Linked DNA regions of Homo sapiens: region 1 is linked to region 2. A link is a contact called in ENCODE Hi-C data. All regions are on one chromosome and are shown on one strand. The core of a region is the stretch at or near the end of the contact, and the rest is flanking DNA. Distances in the headings are between cores, read along the strand shown.

The links. A loop is a pair of places that touch in the nucleus more often than their neighbours do. Pooled maps may share reads with other maps.
Region 1: a loop to region 2 is called in a map of B cell, with 7 times the contacts of the local background. The contact joins the enhancer-like site here to the promoter of RUBCNL in region 2. A Hi-C loop is called at or near these places in 2 of 168 maps with a recorded cell type or tissue (B cell and OCI-LY7), 8 of 37 single-sample maps with no recorded cell type and 5 of 50 pooled maps.

What each region holds. Positions count from the first base shown.
Region 1 is chr13:46,979,718-46,985,601 of GRCh38, reverse strand. No RefSeq gene overlaps it. Among named protein-coding and RNA genes, the nearest start is that of HTR2A, 86 kb to the right of the region's middle. Within about 2 kb of position 1,606, at least 5 of the 41 ENCODE cell types and tissues checked have a DNase peak (open chromatin) inside an H3K27ac peak, as active enhancers do; they include B cell and OCI-LY7, where a contact is called at or near this core.
Region 2 is chr13:46,385,947-46,391,774 of GRCh38, reverse strand. It overlaps RUBCNL (rubicon like autophagy enhancer), which reads left to right and starts at 4,523. Exons shown (of 15, transcript NM_025113.5): 1 at 4,523-4,641. RefSeq lists enhancers at 1,304-1,523, 3,747-3,856, 3,877-3,976, 4,007-4,286, 4,667-4,756 and 1 more.

The DNA of each region.
Region 1 (5,884 bases), core at 357-2,856, 600 kb before region 2:
TTCCATTTTTCCTAATGCAAAATTTAGCTAATTCTGAGTTCGAATTGTCCTCCTACTGCCCACGTTTCCCACAGGAAGTGGACAGTATAACTTGAGGTGATGAAGCTTTGCAGTTAAGAAACTGATGGGAAACATAACAAATTTCAAGATGTTTAAGTGGTTCTTTGGGGGAGAACTCACTGTCATGAAGAATGCAAATGAAAACAGAATAATAAAATGCATGTGGAACTATTTATCTGTTTGTTCCTAAGAATAAGAGATTTTTTTATTCTTGGTATTTCTCCTGGTAATTTTTATTCCATAACTCACATTTCTGGTTTTTTTAAATGAATTTATCAACCAAATGTGATTAGGTACAGGCATGTTTTGTATCTGCAGAATCCAGGAACAACCTCTACCATTCTTATAAATCAAAGATTGGTGAGCTATCAGTACTATGGTCTGAGTATAGGGAAATTCAACTAATACATTTTGTATAAAACCAACCAGAGGCAGGAATAGGCTGTTTATAATTTAAAGAGATTCATTCAACCTATACTGACCTTTCCTTCTCTATGATATTTAAATTCACATACAACACACTTGATACTTCTCTAATAGTTACATATCTGTTAGTTTTTCTCCCCAAATTATTCAATGTTTTTGAGAGGAAACAGAATTGTTTGAACTACATTTAATGAACAAATACATTTCTCTCAAAAGACTATCAGTGCCAGGCATGGTGGCTCACACCTATAATCTCAGCACTTTGGGAGGTCGAGATGGGGAGATCACTTGAGATCAGGAGTTCGAGACCAGCCTGGCCAACATGGCAAAAACCCCTCTCTACTAAAAATACAAAAATTATCCAGGCTTAGTGGCACACACCTGTAATCACAGCTACTCGGGAGGCTGAGGCAGGAGAATCGCTTAAACCCGGGAGGCAGAGGTTGCAGTGAGCTGAGATCATGCCAATGCACTCCAGCCCGGGAGACAGAGTGAGACTGTCTCAAAAAAAAAAAATGTTTATTGAAGTTCCGATGAAAATTAATTTGGAGTAATTGAGGCAATAGAGTGAGACTCTGTCTCAAAAAAAAAGAACATTAAAATTAATTTCATACTAATTAAATCTAATGTACAAACTAAACTTAGTTTCACCTCTAATTTAGTCTTTACATATATGATTCCCAAGAAAAATACCACAGGTTACAGAAATCCAACTATTTCAGTTTCAAAGGGGGAAAAATAAGCTATTATATGACAAGCTAGTCAACAGATTCCTAAATCAGCCAGTTATTACTGATGTTATTCTTTTCAAGGGAAAGTAGACTATGCCAAAATTTTCAAAAATACAAATGTATATTTAATCCAAAATAACACTGCAATGACAATGATCTCAGTACCTCAGGATATACTCAGTAAATAAACACTTTCTGGCTGATGAATAGGTGCAGAGGTCAATAATGTGCTCCTAACAGGACTGCTCTTACATGAAAGGCATGATTCACAAGAGGAAGTTCCTGTTACTACACCCCAAAGGGTTCTCAAGGCCTGAATGCCTTCCTAGAGATACTTGTGTTTGCATGCCAAGCCATCACATAAAACTGAAAGCACAGAAAAGGTCTCACAGGTGTCTTAAAGATACAAGTACAGCAGGACAGCAGAGGTGTAGTGAGCTGGTAGCTGGACTCGGGATCTGGAAGATGGAAACAAAGAGTATAGGGTATGCCATAGGTCTCAATATTATAATGTTGGACAAAAGCCTGTGGTTGAAAAGATAATGAACATGCAGTTTAGTGACCAAAATAAGGGAGTGAATGTACGGAAAAACATTTTTCACAATGCCTACCTTACAGCATGTGCATGATAGGTGGTTTTTTAATGATTTTGTAGTATATGGGATCAGAAGCCCTGTCTGCAAAACTCCATACAAGGTCCCTCTCTCCCTGCCCATGACTACCAGCCACATTCTGAAAGGAATGGGTATGATGACCTGCAGGGGGATCGATGCCAGATACTAACAAATTATACCCCAGTGAAAATTCAGCAGAAGAGAGGAGTTCAAGATGGGAAAATCCCTTCTCATTTGGACCCACTTGGTCTCTGCAAAAAGCCATTCCTGCCACCAGCACCCAGTGGGCTGTGCTGTTCATGGGGGATACACAGCCTGGTGCTAAATGGAGCGCTGCTGCTAAAATCAGCTTATCACAGCTCTGCTCTTTTCTTCTTTTGACCAAGCTTGCATCACAGGGACCACAACAAAGAAAGGGCTTCCTGCATTTTGCAGAAGTGAAAAAAGATCAAAGATTCAGTCTGGGACAGACCTGAGAAGTTCAGTGGCCACATATACAAAGCCAAAATCGATGTACAGTCAGAGAAGGGAACCTCAGATTTGAGATTGAGACTGTGATGAAAAGTCCAGGCAATCAATCTAGGTCTGATAAATCAGTTTCCTAATTTTACAGACAGGAAAACCATATTTGAGAACTATTCCCACGTGCCTTCACCAGCCAGTAAAAGAGGGACAAGAACCCTACCTACCAGGGCCCAGTGCCAACATCTGTTCTGCCACAGTGCTATTCCTCAGAACAAGGGTTAGTGAACACACCTGGCTAGGGATGCTAAGGGCTAAGGCAAGTTCTGGTGAAGCTTCCCTGAACTTCCTGTTCCAAAACCAATCACCCTCCTCCATCCATGTAAAAGGGAAGGACACCTATTTCTAATTTCAGACCTAGCTCCCTCTATACTTTTACTCACCCCTTCTTACTGCCTTACACCAGGGAAACCCTATATTGCATAGATACACATCTATATATAATGTTGTAATTATTATTCTATGTCTTTTCAAAAGCAAAGATAATTTGTTTTAAAAAGGCAAAACTATGGAGACAGTACAAAAGCTCAGAGGTAGCTGGGGTTTGGGGATAGGGAGGAAGGAATAGGCAGAGCACAGAGGATTTTTAAGGCAGTGAAAATACTCTGTATGATACTTTAATGGTGAACACATGACATTATACATTTATTCAAACCCATAGAATGTACAACAGCAAGAGTGAGCCCTAATATAAACTGTGAACTTTGAGTGATGATAGCGATATGTCAATGTATGTTCATTGATTGTAACAAATGTACCACACGGGTGGGGGGTGTTGATAATGGAGGAGGCCAGCAGGGGAGGGCAGTGGGTATATGGGATGTCTTTGTACCTTCTTCTCAATATTGCTGTAAATCTAAAACTGCTTGAAAAAAGTAATCATCCACATTATGAACACTAATATCATGAATCACTGAAAAACTCACAGGTTTTCCTAAACCAGGGGCTTCAATAAATCAGTTCGCATTTAACATATCTATCTTCAGGTCCAAAATTTAACATGGTTCATTTGTTTATTTTCTACCTTTCACAGGAATTTGGTACAGATAGGTGGGAGGAGCAACAGATGATGGCAGTTCCATTGGATACTATATTCTTTTTAAAAAAGAAAGTAGTAGAAAATACTTAACATAAAATCTAGCCTTTTAGCAAATCTCAGTGTACAGACAGAACGGTGTGGTTTACTATATGCACATTGTTGTAGGGCAGTTCTCTTGAACTTATTCATTTTGGATGACTGCAACTCTGTATCCATTGAACAGCAATTCCCCATTCTCCCCACTCCTGGAAACCATCACTCTACTTTCTGCTTCTATAAGTTTGACTGTTCTAGAAACCTCATCTAAGTGGAATCATGCAATATTTGGCCTTTTGTGGCTCACTTATGTCACATAGCGTAAAACCCACAAGATTCATCCATATAGCGTGGGACAGAATTTCCTTAAGACTAAATAATATTCTATTATGTGTTTCTATTTCACATATTCTCAATCCATTCATCCACTTACAAACATGTAAGTTGTTTCCACCTCTTGGTCATTGTGAATAGTGCTGCAGTAAGCATGGGAGTGCAAGTATCTATCTGAGGCCTTGTTCTGAATTATTTGAATACCTGGAGTGGGATGGCTGGATCATATGTTAGTCCTAGTCTTTTTTGAGGAAAGACCCCACCATTTTTCATAGAAGCTACACAATTTTACATTCCCAAAAACACACAAGGGTTTCAATTTCTCTATATCCTGATATTCGTTATTTGTTTTTTATAATGGCCGTCTTAGGTGTGAGGTGATATCTTGTAGCTTTTTCATTCCTTAGGGATGTTAAACACTGAGTTTTAGGAGTTTATTATATATTTTGGATTATTAATCCCTTATTAAACACATGGTTTGCAAATATTTTCTCGCATTCCATAGGTTGCCTTTTTATTCTGTGGACTGTTTCCTTTGCCATAAAGCTTTTTAGTTCGATGTAGTCTCACTTGCCCATTTTGGTGTTGTATCTTGGGCTTTTTGTGTTACATTCACATTTGGTGTCACATTCAAGAAATCCTTGCCAAGACCAATGTCATAAAGTTTTTTTCCTATGTTTTCTTCTAGTTTTATAGTTTTAGGACTATGTTTCAGTCTTTAATCCATTTTGAGTCTATATTTTGTATATGGTATAAGGGTCCAATTTTATTCATTTTTGATTGACAAATAATAATCGTGTATATTTATGGGGTACAAAGTAATGTTTTAATCTATATATACATTGTAGAAAGATTACACCAAGCTAATTAACATATCCATCAATTTCATTATTTTCAACATGGATATCCAGTTTTCCCAACACTATTTGTTGAAGAGACTATATTTCTCCCTTGGTGATTTTAGCACACTTGTCAAAGATCATTTGACGGTATATGGATGTGTTTATTCCTGGGCTCTTGATTCTGTTCCATTGCTTTATATGTCTGTTTTTATGCGAGTAGCATACTGTTCTGATACTATAGCTTTCTAATATATTTTGAAGTCAGGAAGTATGAGGCCTCTAGTTTTGTTCTTTCTCAAGATTGTTTTGGCTATCTGGGACTCTTTGGAGTCCCATATGAATTTTAGGATTGTTTTCCTATTACTGAAAAGAAAAAAGCATTGGAATTTTAATAGGGAATGCATTAATTCTGTAGATTACTTTGGGCAGGATGAGTGTTTTAACAATATTAAGTCTTTCAATCTATGAACACAGGATATCTTCCCATTTATTTGTATCTTTAATTCCTTCCAGCCATGTTTTTAAAATTTTCGGTGGATAAGTATTTTTATCCCTGGTCAAGTTTAGTCCTGATTATTTTTTGATATTGTAAGTGGAATTATTTTCTTAATTATCTTTTTCAGATTGTTCATGTCAGCATATAAAAAGAGCTTATTTTATATGTTGATTTTATATCTTACAACTTTGAATTTATTCAACAGTTTGTGTGTGTATGGCAGAGTTGTTTCTACATATAAGACATCATCTGTGAATAGAAATAATAAATATTACATCTTCCTTTCAGATTTAGATGCCTTTTATCTCTTTTGTTTAGCTAAGACTTCCAGTACTATGTTAAATAGAAATAGTGAGGATGGGCATTCTTTTCTTCTTCCTGATCTTAGAGAAAAAGCTGTTAGTTTTTCACTATTGAATACGTCTGCTGTTTGTCATATATTGCCTTTATAATGCTGAGGTAATTTTCTTTTATTCCTATTTTTTCAAATGTTTTTATTAATCTTGTAAAGGTGTTGAATATTTTCAAATGTTTTTACTGCATCTATTGAGATGATCATGTAATTTTTATCCTTAGTTCTGTTCATGTGGTGTATCATATTGATTGATTTTTAAATGTTGAACCATCCTTTCATCTCAGGGAAAAATCCCACTTGGTCATGGTACATGATCCTTTTGATGTACCATTGAATTCAGCTTGCTAGAATTTTTATGAGGATTTTTGCATCTATGTTCATCAGAGACAGTAGCCTGGAGTTTTCATTTCTTGTAGTGTATTTGCCTGAC
Region 2 (5,828 bases), core at 3,274-5,773:
CGGGTTCAAGCGATTCTCCTGCCTCAGCCTACCAAGTAGCTGGGATTACAGGCATCTGCCACCATGCCCAGCTAATTTTTGTATTTTAGTAGAGGTGGAGTTTCACCATGTTGGCCAGGCTGGTCTGGAACTCCTGACCTCAAGAGATCCACCCACCTCCACCTCCCAAAGTGCTTGGATTACAGGTGTGAGCCACCATGCCTGGCAAAGATTTATTAACATTCATAGAGCCAGGCGTAGTGGTTCATGCCTGTAATCCCAGCACTCTGGGAGGCCAAGGTGGGAGGATTGTTTGAGCCCAGGAGTTCAAGACCAGCCTGAGAAACATAGGGAAACCCTCATCTCTACAAATAACTTAAAAAATTTAGCTGGGTGTGGTGCTGTTTGCCTGTAGTCCCAATTATTAGGGAGGCTGAGGTGGGAGGATCACCTGAGCCTGGGAGGTTGAGGCTGCAGTGAGTCATGATCATGCCACTGCACTCAGGCTGGGCAACAGAGCAAGAACCTGTCTCAAAAAAAAAAAATTAAAAGCAAAAAGGCTGGGTGTGGTGGCTCACACCTGTAATCCCAGCACTTTGGGAGACCAAGGCAGGCAGATCACCTGTGGTCAGGAGTTCGAGACCAGCCTGGCCAACATGGTGAAACCCCATCTCTACTACAAATACAAAAATTAGCTGGGTGTGGTGGTGCATGCCTGTAATCCTAGCTAGTTGGGAGGCTGAGGCACAGGAATTGCTTGAACCTGGGAGGTAGAGGTTGCACTGAGCCGAGATCATGCCACTGCACTCCAGCCTGGGTGACAGAGTGAGACTCCATCTCAAAAATAAATAAATAAAAATTAAAAAGAGAAATGAACAAAAATTCAAGTGAAGAATTTCCAGATGTAGGGGCCCTGTCAGCTGATTGCTTTCACCTGGGCTTTTACTCCAAAGAAGTATTACATCATGATAATACATTTATATTTTTTACATATATATGTATATATAAAATATATAAATAATATATACATATATACATACACCATACACATAAATATTTGTGGTAAAATATAACAAAATGTATTATCATAACCATTTTTCAGTGTACAATTCAGTGGCATTAAGTACATTTACAGCATTGTGCAACTATCACTACAATCTCTCTCCAGAACTTTTTCATCAACCAGACAGAAAATCTGTGTCCATCAAGCAATAACTCTGTATTCCCCATCCTGCCAGGCCCTGCCAACTTCTGTTCTACTTTCTGTCTCTATGAATTTGTCTCTTCTAGGCTCCTCATGCAAGTGGGTTCACACAGATGTGTCCTTTTGCAGACAGTGGCTGTTAAGTCAGGCAAGGAGGAAGAGAAACAGCCAAGCCAAATGCAGCTTTCCTCGGTTCTTTCCTTCCCTGGTGCTTGTCTGGGCTTCTCTCCCATGCAAAATCATCAGTCTTTCTTCCTGGGACTTCTATGTGGTGAAGATGCCATTAGGCACCCTCTGGTAGCTTATAATGCAGTTCATTTCATCTCATTTCCTTCCTGTTTTGTACAGAGACTGGTTTCCCCTTTGCTGACTGTCAGCTGAGTTCAAAACTGGGGTCAAAGCTCTGCTCACAGCACAAATCACTTCTTGTGAAGCCTGGCTGGGTTTTGGCAGGCAGCTGCTAGGCTTTCGGTCTTTTATGAGGCTATCCTGGCCACAATGGAGCTTTGTGTGTGATCAATGGGTGCTGGGCATGAGCCCGGCTGGGCTAGCTGACACAGTGAGTTGTCCCTGACACTCATGACTTTCAAGCCCTGTGTCTTGGAGGGCACTGTGATCTGGAAGTTCACCTTCCCCATGAAAAAACCCAAACCAGCCTCTCCTTTTCCTGCATGGTGATCCGTCTGTAATGATCAGTGACATTCTCAGAATTAACCAATCAGGAAATTCTTGGAAAGTCCACGCCTCAGCATTTAGTGCTTGGGAAATTCTACTTCCAGATCCCAGAGGGGACAGAGCAGATTTCCAGTGAGCATTCCTAACTTGAAAAACCTGTCCTTGAATGTTTCTCCTTAGTCCTAGAGATGCTCTTTCAGAATGTGAACCTCCTGCGTCTGTGACGAGATGTAGAAGGTCTATACTCAGAGTTAGTAGGATGTCCACGTGATAGTGCCTAGGCCTGCCTTATGGCAGTTTTGAGAAAGGTGATTTCAGAGTGGCTTCAGAGGGGATGACTAAAGCCCACAATCTTGGTCCAAAATATCCTAATCTCCCTACAAAAACGATTTTCTTGCCTTGGACTATGTCCAGTCTGCCAACTAGTACAGCTGTTTCTGGTTTTTGACTCACTGATTTACCTGGCATGACATTTCCTCTTGTTTCAAGATTCTTTCTCTAAGTTCCTCCTGACTCCTCTTTCCCTTTAAGTATTCCTGAAACTGGCTCTTGCCTGGTCCCTTTATTTCATTATTCTTCCATCTTGCTGGTAGTATGGTGGAAATTGGACATAGGGTTTGGTGTCAGATACACCTGCCTTCAAAGCCTAACTGTGCTACCTATTAGCTCTGTGACCTTGGGCAAGTTATTTGAACCTAAGTCATAGATTTCCCCCTTGCGAAATGGGAACAAATGATTTGTTATTCTCAGGGATGTTCACAGACTTGCTTAAAATAATAAGAAAAAGTACCTGGCACATAGCCGATACTCAAAAAATGTTAGCACACACCCACACCTTTTTCTTTCTGATTCATTTAAGGTAAGCCCTTCCCAATCGGCCTTCAGCTGACCTGAATTCCTGGGATACTGTATTTGGAATTTTAAATATTCCAAATATCCAGAGTTCTTGCAGGTCAAAGCTGGTCTATGCTCCAAACAGGCTGCCCCCAAGGGAAGCAGGGTAATTGGCAGCTAGTATTCATCTGACTTTTGTCATATTGATTCAATATTTTATCTGAAGATGGCAGCAACTAGTACATGGTGCCACCGTTTAGCCACTCCATGCCAGAGGTACCAGGCAAGTAAAAGCCAAATTACCAGTGCCTCTGCTCCATCCTGGAAATGACAAAGGACAAAGCCAAGGAACCCAGGAAAGTGCAACGGGATTTGGTTTTATGCAGCAGGGAATCTTCTAAGAAAGCCAGGACCGGTTCACCTACGTGTCATTACCAGTGCAGGCAGCTCAGAGGTCCTTCCCCGGGAGAAGTCAGGGCACCGCGAGAGAGAGCTTAGCTTCCTTCCTTCCTCCATCCCTCCCTCCCTTCCTTCTGGGACTTAGGTTCCTTCCTTCCTTCCTTCCTTTCTACTTTTCTTTCCTTCCTTCCTTCCTTGGCTTTGGTTCCTTCCTTCCTTCTACCTTCCTTCCTTCCTTCTTTCCTTCCTTCCTGGGCTTAGGTTCCTTCCTTCCTTGGCTTAGATTCCTTCCTTCCTTCGCCCTTCCTTCCTTCCTTTCTTTGCTTTCCTTCCTTCCTTCCTTCCTTGGCTTAGGTTCCTTCCTTCCTTCCTTCCTTCTTCCCTCCCTCCCTCCCTTGGGTTCCTTCCTGCCTGCCTGCCTGCCTTCCTCCCTCCCTCCCTCCTTCCCTTCTTCTCCTTTCTGTTTTTTTTTTTTTTTTTTTTTGACAGTCTTGCTCTGTCGCCCAGGCTGGAGTGCAATGGCGCGATCTCGGCTTACTGCAACCTCCGCCTCCCGGGTTGCTCCTGCTTCAGCCTCCCTAGTAGCCGGCATAACAGGCACCCGCCACCACGCTCGGCTAATTTTTATATTTTTAGTAGAGACAGGCTTTCACCATGTTGGCCAGGCTGGTCTCGAACTCCTAACCTCAAGTGATCCATCCGACTTGGCCTCCCAAAGTAGGTGCTGGGATCACAGGCTTGAACCACCGCACCCGGCCAGAGCTTAGGTTTCTATTCGTGACAACTTTCTGTATTGGTTGGCAGGTTCTCCTAGCACCACCATGATCTCAGGACTAACCACTGCACACCCGTGATGGGATTCCAAACCTTCGCTGCAAGAGGACAAGGTGACGAGTTGCTGACAGTGAAGGCTAAACTAACGCGGACAGTGAAGTGCTACATGAGTCGGACTCAGACTCCAGGTGAAGCAGCCAGCAGAGGTCAGAGAGAGACAGCTCACGTTCCGGGTAAGTTGCAGGTCGATTTCAGGGCCGACTCATCCAGATTACTCATTCTTCATTTCAGGCAATTGTATGACTGCTAAATACTGCTGCTGGGGGCATCTGGGGTTGGGAAGTCATTTCTGCCAGGTCTTTGACCCCTGAAAGCGTCGTTGCGTCTCGCGCCGCGGGTAGGCAGGGCGGGATTTCTAGGAGGACCGGCAGAGGCGCGCATAGGTGCGTGGTGCTGGGCCCGGGCGCCGCGGCACCGGTGTAGGAGCGCGCATCTCCAGAGTTTCTTCCATCTGGGCGACGTCTCGGTGCCTGCGGCGGGAACGGCGCTTTGCTTCCCTGAGGAGCTTCTAGAGAGCTACGGTGGCCCCCGTGTGGGAGGCGGGGGGCGTGGCGGCGTCGGGGCGTCGCTGTCCCCTCCTCGGTAGCTCTCCTCCCTCCCCTTTCTGCTGTTACCGGGAGCGCGGTGGCCACGGAACGCTGCCCGGAGCCGCGCGAGGGAGGACCCGACGCGCGGCGTTTACCCAGCGCAGCGTTCCACCGCTCGGGTTTGGCTGGGTGAGGCTGGCGGGGCCGGGGGCGAGATGGGAGCGGCGCGGGGTGGAGAGGGTGGTTGGAGAAAGGGAAGGGAGGGCCGCGGGAGAGGTTGGATGGTGGAAGTGGCGCCAGAGAGGTTTGTGCCCAGCAGAGACACCCAGGTATCTTAGGGTCGCTCAGAGCAGTGTCGGGGACCCCTTGGAGACAGTAGGAAGGGGCTCCTCGCGGGGTGGCGGATTTCTATCCGGTTGACTTTGTAGAGTGAGGTTGACCCTGTGTTCGGCTTGGGCCGGGAAGGGCGCAGAAGCGGGACCTCAGGACACTTTTACGCAGGGCGATTCTCAGAGACTACAAAGCCTGCGCCCTGCGTCCTCCCAGGCGCAGTGTTCTGGGATCAGTGTCTTTTCTCTGTTTTCGTCCTCAACACAGCCAAAGTCGTGGATATGTGGTGACAGAAAAACATTTGGCTACATAACTGAGCTAGGCTGGAGTGTGAAATCGCGGCGTGTTATTTGGTCCGGGCGCCCTACATAGCAACCCCCACTCTTCTCGCCCCCAACCCCCCGCCACGCCGGACACGGTCAGGCGGGCGTTCCCCCAACCCGCCCCTTGTGAAGTCCACCTGCTGAGACTGATACAGATCCCCTGCGAACTTGATGCTGTCCGCTTGGAAAACGTGGAGAACTTTCAGAGGAGGGGTTATTTCGCCTTGAGTGAAAATTAAGACTCAAAGGAAAAGGTATACTCAAGAGCTGCCCTTACTGGGTTATTTCTGTGGAATTTGGAAGGATCTTTGAATTGAAGATGTGGTGGGAGCGCGCAGAGAACAGAGAATCCGTAAGCTTGAGTTTCTTAGACCCAGTTTCTTAAAGCCAAAGTAGCGGGGAGATCTTGGCAAGTCAAGAAACCTTCTTGAACTTCAGTTCCCTTGCCTCAGGGGGAGAATACTCCAGCCATACCCCACTGTGTGGTTTAGAAGGTTAATGGCCTGGAGGGAGGGAAGTGTTTTGAAGCCTATAAAGTATCCTGTGAAGGTATCACCACATTGCTGCCCACTGAAACACTGCCGGCCGCCGACAGAACTTTGTTTGGAGCCGAGTTAAGACAGCATCTTTATGGCAGTGCTGGGGTTTTCGTGATTACCGGTCCAGAGTGTCAGGACACCTCTGTTTCTCAAACCCCAGTTTCTGCACTGCCACATGAAACTG